Linked DNA regions of Homo sapiens: region 2 is linked to region 1. The links are chromatin loops, found by intact Hi-C in ENCODE. Cell type or tissue: PC-3. All regions are shown on one strand.

Region 1 (5,000 bases):
TAATTCCAGCTACTCAGGAGGCTGAGGCAGGAGAATTGCTTGAAATCAGGAGGTGGAGGTTGCAGTGAGCTGAGATTGCGCCACTGCACTCCAGCCTAGGTGACAGGGCAAGACTCCGTCTCAAAAAAAAAAAAAAAAAAAAGAGTGCACATGCATGAAAGAGAGGATGTGGGAAGAGGTACGGGAATGAACTCATCCTTTAATCAGGAATCTACTCCCACAATAACAAACCGAATCCTGCAATAACAGCCTTAATCCATCTTGAGGGAAGAGTCCTCAGGACCTAGTCACCTCTTAAATGTCCTACCTCTCAACACTGGAATTGGGAATTAAGTTTCCAACACATGAACTTTGGGGAACACATTCAAATCACAGCAACAGCTAACAGTAGTGCTATTCTATCTGTAAAATCAAACATCAAATTCAAGGATAATAATGACAAGGCTGACAGCCATCAACACTGGAATTGGGAATTAAGTTTCCAACACATGAACTTTGGGGTACACATTCAAACCACAGCAACAGCTAACAGTAGTGCTATTCTATCTGTAAAATCAAACATCAAATTCAAGGATAATAATGACAAGGCTGAGAGCCATCATTCCAATAAAAATTACAATTCCCTGTCCAATATCCAGTTTTTATACCCAGAACTCATTGATATGAGAAGAGACGCTTTTAGAGGAACCCTGCAAAATCATGGTAAATGTATGTGGTAGTGGCTACTTCCTTTTCTCAAAGGGACCTACTGCCTTCTATTGGGTAACTGTATCCTAGGGAAAGTGGAATATCCAAACACTTTAAAGACTGTTGGAAAGAGAATCCAAGTTGATATTGAGGTCAAAGTGTCATCATGATTTTTCTGTCAGAGTGGGGACCTGGGATAGCCAAGTCCAGCCCACAGTCTGTTTACCGTATCTGTGAACTCATCCAGTGGTCATTTCTGCAGACCCCAATTAATAATTGTAATAGACATACTTGGTAGTTGGCACAACCTCCACGTTGAATCTTCAGCCTACAGGATTAGGGGAAAAGTTAAGAAGAAGCCTGTGAAAACAGCTTATCCCCCATACTTGTTTCAAGATAGTTACTTAAAAAAAATTGTCCAATATGAATGGTTGAAATTAGTGCCACCTTTACAGTTTGTTAAAGGATACAGGAATGATGGTCCCCTTCAGTCTCTGTTTAATTCACCAATCTGATTTCTGCAAAAACAAGACATATTATTACAGTGGACTACTGCAAACATAGCCAGGTATCGGACCCAGTGGCAGATGTGGTATGTTTGCTAGAGCAGATTAACATGTCATCAGATATATGGTATGCAGCCATATTTCCGTTGCTCTGGAAAATATATTTTTTTCATCATTAGGAAGAGGAAATGAAAAGAATTTCATTTAAAGTGGACAACTGAATCAATTACATGTTTGTTTCAAGGCTGTGTTAACTCCTCTGCCCTTTGTTTAAATACAGTATGAAGAGGTACAGACCATTTAGACATCCATACAGAATGTCAAATTTGTTCACTATATTGACAACATGCTAATGGAACCAGATGAGCAAAATATAGATGCTAGTTGGAGGATTTGCTAAGAAGCATATTCTCTAGAGAGTTGGAGTTAAACCCTATGAATATTCAGGGCCTGGCACATAAGTAAAATTACGGATGTACGGTGTTTATGGCATGATAAGAATCACCCATCCTCCCCAAATAAAGAACAAATTATCAAAATTTGTATTCTCAGCATGAAGAAGGAAGCAAAATGCCTGGAAGGTTTCTTTGGGTTACAAAGGCAGCATATTCCACATTATGGGAACCATATCTGGGAATACTAATGTGACCTAAACACCAGATGATATGAAAATCTGCCAGATTTTAATAGGGCCCAGCTATGGCTCCTGTCTAGCACTTTGGGCAACTCATGCCAAAGGGTCAGCAGGTAAGGAAATGAATCACTGTCTTGGCAGGAGTAAGTCAGGATGCTGTTACACAATGAGAACATTAGGAATATATTTAGCAGCCAGATAATACACTTAAGTATCTTTTAGTGATTCTATATCACGTTTTGACAATAATTGCACAAATACAGTAACTCTGGTCTGAAAAGGTAATGGTAATGAGGAAGGGAATTAGACTGCACATGGTTGAAGATCTAGTTCACATCACCAGGCAAGTCTCCAAGACCACCAGAGGTGCTAGCTGGGGGTAAGGGAAATTTATAATAAGTGGTAGAGAAGGGAGATAACAAAGATCATTTCTGGACTTGAGATAAGCAAAAGTGATGGGGACTGTAGTTTATCATCACATTTTTTTTTCTTTTCTAAGTTTTTCCACTGGATTGTTAGAAGAGTCACTGCCAGAACCTATATGAGTAAGTGAATCCAGGCACTTAAGGTGTAGTCTGTGTTGAGTACTATAATATGCCTCCAGATTCCTCTTTACTAATTAAGGACATACTCCCCCAGCTTCTAGAAGTGCTGATGAAAGGCAGTCCTTAGCTGTAAACTTCTCCTGAGAGATTGCCTTTACTAAAAACACTGTCTCACCCCAAATCACACTTCTTTCAGAGAAGTCCACATCTAGTGACTGATCGTCCAGAGGGTATAAAGTCCTGGAACCCTTGCCTTAACTGGGCAAACTCTAAAGGACCATCCCAGCTCCAGAGCTCTTCATGGGGTCATCTTAGGTCTCTGTTGAGACTGCATCACAGCTCAACTTCTCCCTCTGCCCAAACGTGTTTTTTTTTTTCCTTTTCTTCTACAGGTTTTGATCCCAGGAGTCCCACCTAATAAACATCTTATATGTTAATCACCATCTTCCTGGTTGCCTCTCAGAGAACTTAAGCTGTATCAAACATTATATACTGATACTATAACTGAAACTATAACTATCATGAATTTATATATATATATATATATAGTCTTACTCTTCTCATGCTGCTAATAAAGACATACCCTAGACTGGGTAATTTATAAAGGAAAGAGGTTTAATTGACTCACACAGTTCTACATGGCTGGGGAGGCCTCACAATCATGGCAGAAGGTGATGGAGGAGCAAAGTCATGTCTTACATGGCAGCAGTCAAGAGAACTTGTGCAAGGGAACTCCCATTTATAAAACCATCAGATCCGTCAGACTTATTCACTACCATGAGAACAGTATGGGGGAAACTCCCCCAATGGTTCAATTGTCTCTCCCTGGCCCCACCTTTGGCATGTGGAGATTTTTACAATTCAAGGTGAGATTTGGGTGGGGACACAGCCAAACCATATCATACATTTATAAATTTATGAAATAAGTGCTGATAGAATTACATGAAGACATTTGTAAATACATAATACTTGTGTAAAAATTTTAACACCTATTTTAGAAACTGATAGATCAAGAAGTCAATGTTAGTAAAGATGCTAAAGATTTGAATAAAATAGCTGTTTTCTCTATGGTAATATAATGTAACACACCGTAATACAACATAACTATATTCTTATGTAAGGAGTAAGGAGCACATATGGTTTTTAAATATGCATGTATCATTTATTAAAAAGTTGGTCACGTTTTAGTTTATAAAAGGTCTAAAAAATGTCCAAATAATTGATATCATACAGAACATTTCATCTTACCACAGTATAAGACACAGTAAAATATAATTAATACAGTTGGGCCTTCACAAACCTATATTAGAAAAATAATGATCTATAACAAAAATTAATTAGTAATCAAAAATTCTCCCTAAAAAGGTACCAAGCCCACATAATTTTATAGAGAAGTTTTTACCACAAATCAGAAGCTCATAATTCCTTTCTGATAAAATCTCTTTCAGCAAATGAATAAAGAGAGTAAACTACCTATTATTTGATATCAAAATTAGGCACAAGAAGTATAAGAAATGAGATATATTGTCCAATCTCACTATAGCATGGAAGAACAAATTATAACATGTTAGCAAACCCAGAATTGGATTTATAGTACATCAGGATAAAACAGATTATCCCAAGTATACAAAGATATGTCAACATTTAAAAGATCTATAAATCTTCATTCAACACATGGAAAAAAAAAGACAAAAACGTGAGCATCTCAACGAATGTAGAAAAATATTTTATAAGGTCAATATTCATTCATAAATTAAGGAAAAGACCAGTACATTAGTACTGGGGAAAAAAAACTTCCTTAACTTTGTAAAGAGCATGTACCCAAACCCACAGAAAATGCCATACTTTATGGTCAGATTTTTAGAAGCATTCACATTAAACTCAAGACAATAAATTATTCACTAAAACCACTTCTATGTAGCAATTACTGGAAGTTTTAACCAATTCAAAAATGCAATAAAAAGAAATAAGTGATATAATTATTTGAAAAAAAGAAGCACAATCGTTATTTGCAGATGGTATCATTGTTTGCATACAAAATGCAAAAAGAATTCATAGACTAACTATTTAGAATTTAAAAAGTTCAGGAAGATTGCCAGAAATAAGATCAACATACAAAAATAATTAGTGAGATTTTATTTAACAATAATTGGAAAATAGAAAATGTTATTTTTTTAAAGATCTCATTCACAATTGCATTCAAATTTACACAGTGCCTAGGGCAAAAATAATCTAACAAATAGTATTTAATACTTTTATGAAGAAAATTACACAACTATACAAAGTCAAAAAGGAGCTTGGTTATGGATATGCAAGTTCAACATCATGAATATATGCTATAAATTATTTCCCACATTGATCTATAAATTCAATGTAATTCCAGTAAAAATCCCAATGAAATTATTTTCCATGGATTTGATGGATTTATTTTATTTATTTATTTATTTAGAGACAGAGTCTCTCTCTCTATCACCCAGGCTAGAGTGCAGGGGCACGATCTCAGCTCACTGCAACCTCTGCCTCCTAGGCTCAAGTAATTCTCGTGCCTCAGCCACCCAAGTAGATGGGATTACAGGCAGGTGCCACCATGCTCAGCTAATTTTTCTATTTTTAAGTAGAGATGGGGTT
Region 2 (5,000 bases), 50 kb after region 1:
TAGAATAGGATTTCTCCCATGGCTCTGATAGGATTTACAAGACTAAACCACGACTTCCTCTGATACTAGCAGCAACCTGGTGTGCAGAGCAATTGAGGGGGGTCTCTGGAGAAAGGAAATCAAACTGCCGGGCAAACAAGTCATGGACTTGGCTCACCAAAGCCAATCACAGATACCAGCTTCATAGGATCGGGTGAAATACTGTTTCTCAGTTCAAGTAATGGGTGGTGATTTGTGCCTTTTTACCTCCTAGGTGGATTTATTGAAGACAGTTTTGAACATGACATGAATTTAGGGCTCTCTCAGTGCTTAGACATGTTGCTCCTGCCTGGGATGCCCCTTTTCCCATATCTGTTAAACAAATTCCTCCTGCTCAAACATCACTTTCTCTGTCAAGCACATTAAGCCCTCCTCAAAGGTCTGCCTTTCTTTGGCTAAATGGACTGTGTGCTTCTTCAGAGATGTTGTTTTAGGCCTCTTTATAACGTAGTCCTAACACAATGCCTGGCTCATAGGTGCTTTACAAGATTGACTGCATCTCTGTTTCTCTCTGAAATATTTCCAGTTTGCCATCTGAAAAGTAATCCTGCGAAAGAGATTTCATATAAAGCCCATTCTGCCCTAACTCTTAAGCAACAACTGGGAAGTCTTCCTTCATAGAAGTTCAAGTTTGGAAATTTCACCTTGCACTTTACCCTTCTAAAGCTATTTGTTGGAGAAAGGACTACTTCAAGTCATTCTTTAAAGAAAAGATGTGGGACTGGGCTCGATGATCTCTCATTGACCTCTTCGCCCTCAGCATGCCCAGCTCTTAAAAGGAAACTGTGATGTAGGTAAGAGGATACTTGAGTTGGAAACCTGAGGCCTGAAATCCTCTGCCCAGATTTGCCATTAATTAACTGAGTTATTTGGATAAGTTGCTCCTTCTCTGGGGCTCGGGTTCATCATCTATGCCTGAGAAGCTTGAATTCAATGATGTCCAAATACTACTTCCAACTCCAACAATAGTCTTACAATGTTAGGAGTCTCCATGTCTATGAAACACCAGAGTTAACAATCCAATTAATGCCTGTTCTTAGCAGACGAATTCCCCACCCCCTATTGTTTAGGAATTTTTCATCATTAAAATAATTGAGTGGGAGTGGGAGGTTGTTTGTATTCTTTTGACCTTTCTGCTCTCCTCTGCTATAATGAAACTCTGCACTGCCATTTGGTGACTAGGCTTCTGAGGAGTTCTCTCACGTGCAGTGGAAACAAAGATGTAGAGTGGAAAGGGCACTGGAATAGAAGTCAGGCAATCTAAGGTCGTGCCCAGCTCTTGACACTAACTAGCTCTGTGGCCCTGGGCTTGTCATGTCCCCTCTTGGGGTCTCCATTTCCTCACCTGTTAATTGGGTTGTCTGAACCAGATGATCTTTATAGTTCTTCAACTCTTCTTGCATTCTATGAATTCTAACAATGACATCTCTCTCTAGAGAGTGAGGGCTGAATGGAGACCTTGTGTCACACTACTCCAAATGCCACACAATTAATTATGGAATTCCAGCAATCAACTCCCTCCCCCCGCTGTCTACCCCCTGCCTGCCTGCATTAATGGCATTTTCAGAGACTTCTGTCTAGAAGAAAACGTCGGTCCCAGACTAATTGGCATCTTTCCATCAATGTCAAAGGGAGCCCAAAGGGTCTCTTTGCTTAGAACTCTCTTGATTCTCCTGTGTGAGGTGGGGATGGGGTGTGCCTTCAGCTTCTGACCCTCCTCTGATATCTATCAGTCTATCCTGACTGTATTCTCTGTGGTTTCTGTGTCATCAGGATGTGTGCTCATTTGAGAAATCTCATAAAAGAGAATGGCTTTCTATGCTGTGTGATATTTGTGAATGTACTAGGCCAGCTTGAAACCATCTGCTAAGAAAGATTAAAATTCAAGAAGGAAAACAAAAGAAGGTACTCTTTCCTATTTGTCCCCATATTATGTATGGTTTAAGAGCACACATTCTGGAGGACAACTGCCTTGCTTTGAATCTTTATTTGCTACTGAGTCAGCCACATGGCAGATAGAAATCTGCTTTCTCTGGATCTGTTTCCTTATCTGTAAAATGGGGCTCGTAAATAAAAGTACCAACCTCATTTAATTTTCATTTAAGATTAAGTGAAATGATGCATGTTAATTGGTGCAGTGTTTAACACATGATGGTCTTTAATATCACAATTATGATATTTAACATTATTTTTGGCCAACCAACATTTGCAATGTCTCCTTTCAACTGATCAACTAGTCATTTTTGTTTTTTATTTGAGATGGAGTCTCACTCTGTAGCCTAGGCTAGAGTGCAGTGGTAGGATCTTGGCTCACTGCAACTTCTGCCTCCTGGTCCTGGTTCAAGCAATTCTTCTGTCTCAGCCTCCCAAGTAGCTGGGATTACAGGCACGCGCCACCATGTCCAGCTAATTTTTGTATTTTTTGTAGAGATGGGGTTTCACCATGTTGGCCAGGCTGGCCTTGAACTCCTGACCTTGTGATCTGCCTGCCCCAGCTTGACAAAATGCTGGGATTACAGGCGTGAGCCACCGCTCCCGGCCCAACCCAGTCATTTTTTAGCAGCTCCGCAGCAGTTCATTTCTACCCCACCCACTTAGTCATGACTTCTATAAGATCCTACTGTTCTTGAATGATTATTTAGCAAAGTGCTTTTCTATTGGGGAAATCTTCTCAACACTTACTCACCACTCTGGGATGCCCTAACTCTTGACCTGAGCAACCGAGGAGCTCAGAGCTACCTTTGCAACAGAAAAGACACTTAACTTCCGAAGAGTACTGCATTAATCATTACTTCTGATGTGCCCTCAGTAAGCATGAGGTCCATAATCTATCTATCCACAATCAAGGCATCTTTTCCTCTCAAAAGAGGGAGAAACATCCCTCATTTTTACAACTTGCTGAATTGAGGTCTAGTCTTGTGATAATCGCTCAGTTACAAGTTCCGTTTTCTTCACTGCTTATTCCCTTCCTTTAACACCAACAGCTGGGACTATACAGCATCAGAAAAAAGAATTAAAACTTTCTCATGGGGAGGGGAAAGTAGAAGCAATTCGCTTAATGTGTTTTATCGATTGTACAGCACATTTACTCTATGGGTTCAAGACACTATGTATCCGTTCTCTTGAAGGCAAGTCCAAATCACTTATGGCATCTTTATGGAAATTCAAAATTGAATGGAAATATGACTATGAGGCCATCAGCTAAAAAGCACTGGCTCCTCATGAGGGATTCTGCTTTGTTTCCCTCTCTTTCTCTCATCTGTATCATCTTTCATGGCAGTGTCCTTGAAGACATCTCCCTTGGGCCTTCTCTACAACAGCTCTTGGAAGGCCAGCTTTGGTAAGAAGCAGTAAAAATGTCCAGATTGTAGAACTAAATTTAACAAGATACCTGATATTGGGAATGCATAACCATGAATAAGCAAGCAATCATTTATAAAACCAATTGTACTGCGTATAAAAGTTGCCTGTATTTGTAAAAATCAAAACATGTGTTTAACAGTACTCAAATTATGTAAACAGTCTGTGTCTGGTTCCCATTAAAGGTACAGAATAAGCATTAGGGCAGCAACTTGAAAGCCAGGCTGAACAATTTTGCCGGTTATCTGTGAATGGTATCTGGAGGAAAAATGCAAATTATAGTCAAGGTGAGGAGAGCCAAGTTGTATCAAGAAATTTGGAACCGGGCATCATTTCTGAGGACACATATGAAGCCAGAAATTAGAAGGATGGGAATGGAATGGGATGTGGTTGGAGCAAGTGGCTCAAACCTGAGGTTGTACACCACGGTGGGATGACAAAGGTGCACTTTCATGCAATTCAGTCACATGCGTGCTGTGGGAGTACCTCTTAACATGAACTCTACACTCTCTTATTCCAGAAAAGAATACTCATGAGTGTATTAATGGTGACTATAGACACTTTTAGGAATTAATTTTTTGGGAGCCAAGAACGGACCTAGAGGGACTAGAATAAGAGGGGGAGGGGCAGATGATGGAGGTCTTGAGAGATTATCACTTTATAAAAACTAATTCTGTTTTCCTGCCTATTCCTAATACTGTGCTGTAAGACTAGCAGCTGGGCCCATGCTGCATGCAGCTGAGAAATTAAGACTTTCTCATAGGAGGAAGAAAACTAAAAGCAATTCATTTAATGCATTTTATTGATTATATGGCTCATATACTTCTTGAGTTCAAGATAGCACCTGTCTATTCTCCTGACGGCAAGTTCAGATCATCCTTGGCATCTTTATAGTATCTTTCTCTTCTGCAGCAGAGAGTAAAGGAAAGGATGGGGAGATAGAGAATATATGTGCGTGTGTGCATGAGTGTGTGTGCGTGTGTAAGGGGAGAGTGGGAAAGACAGAGAAAGAGAAAGAGAGACAGTGAAGGAAGGAAGAAGACTAGGAGAAAAAATACTTAGGAACGGAAAAGAATTAGTACTTTAAGGGAAATGCTAGATCTTGAAAAGTAGAGATTACTAGTGTAATGCAGTCTTTAGGAAAGACGTTCTGGAGATTTCAGGAATTTCAGGATATAGCATAAAGAATAATAATCCTTTGAAAAGTTTTGGATATCTTGGTGCCTGAAGCAAAAAAAAAAAAAAAAAAAAAAAAACAACAAAAAAAAACAGCTTCTGAAGGGTCTTATTTTAAGCACAAAAAAAGAATGCTGTGAAAAGAGGTTGTGGCTAGCTTATGGGTGACCAGCAGCCCAAAGAAGACAAAATAGACTTTTTAGGCTGGGAAGGAACTGAATGCTTTACGTGCAGCATAGACTGGAAACCTGCTGAATTTAGCAAAGCTTGGACTCTAGACTCTTCATGCTGTAGAAGAGAAACTCCTTGTCCTACACAGGACGGATTTAGAGGGGGATTTGCATTTCCTTCAGTAGGGGAGGGGAACACTGAAAAGAATTAAAAGGAGAGGGGATGGGCTCCTTGTGGTGTTGGTAGGCTTGGTC

Evidence for each region. Peaks named below come from ENCODE experiments on the same cell type or tissue, not always from the same donor. Only the 100,000 strongest peaks of a DNase experiment are listed, where the experiment ranks them.
Region 2: a loop joins it to region 1, with 2.4 times the contacts of the local background. A loop is called at or near these places in 8 of 110 quality-filtered maps.

What each region holds. Positions count from the first base shown.
Region 1 is chr1:208,982,411-208,987,410 of GRCh38, reverse strand. All of the region lies in intron 1 of LOC107985255 (a long non-coding RNA gene), which reads left to right. Among named protein-coding and RNA genes, the nearest start is that of LINC01774, 12 kb to the right of the region's middle. In PC-3, no CTCF peak of the experiment used is centred here; a DNase peak (open chromatin) is centred at 1,930; H3K27ac peaks cover 1,318 bases.
Region 2 is chr1:208,932,805-208,937,804 of GRCh38, reverse strand. All of the region lies in intron 1 of LOC107985255 (a long non-coding RNA gene), which reads left to right. Among named protein-coding and RNA genes, the nearest start is that of LINC01774, 37 kb to the left of the region's middle. In PC-3, no CTCF peak of the experiment used is centred here; DNase peaks (open chromatin) are centred at 1,774 and 2,694; H3K27ac peaks cover 3,377 bases.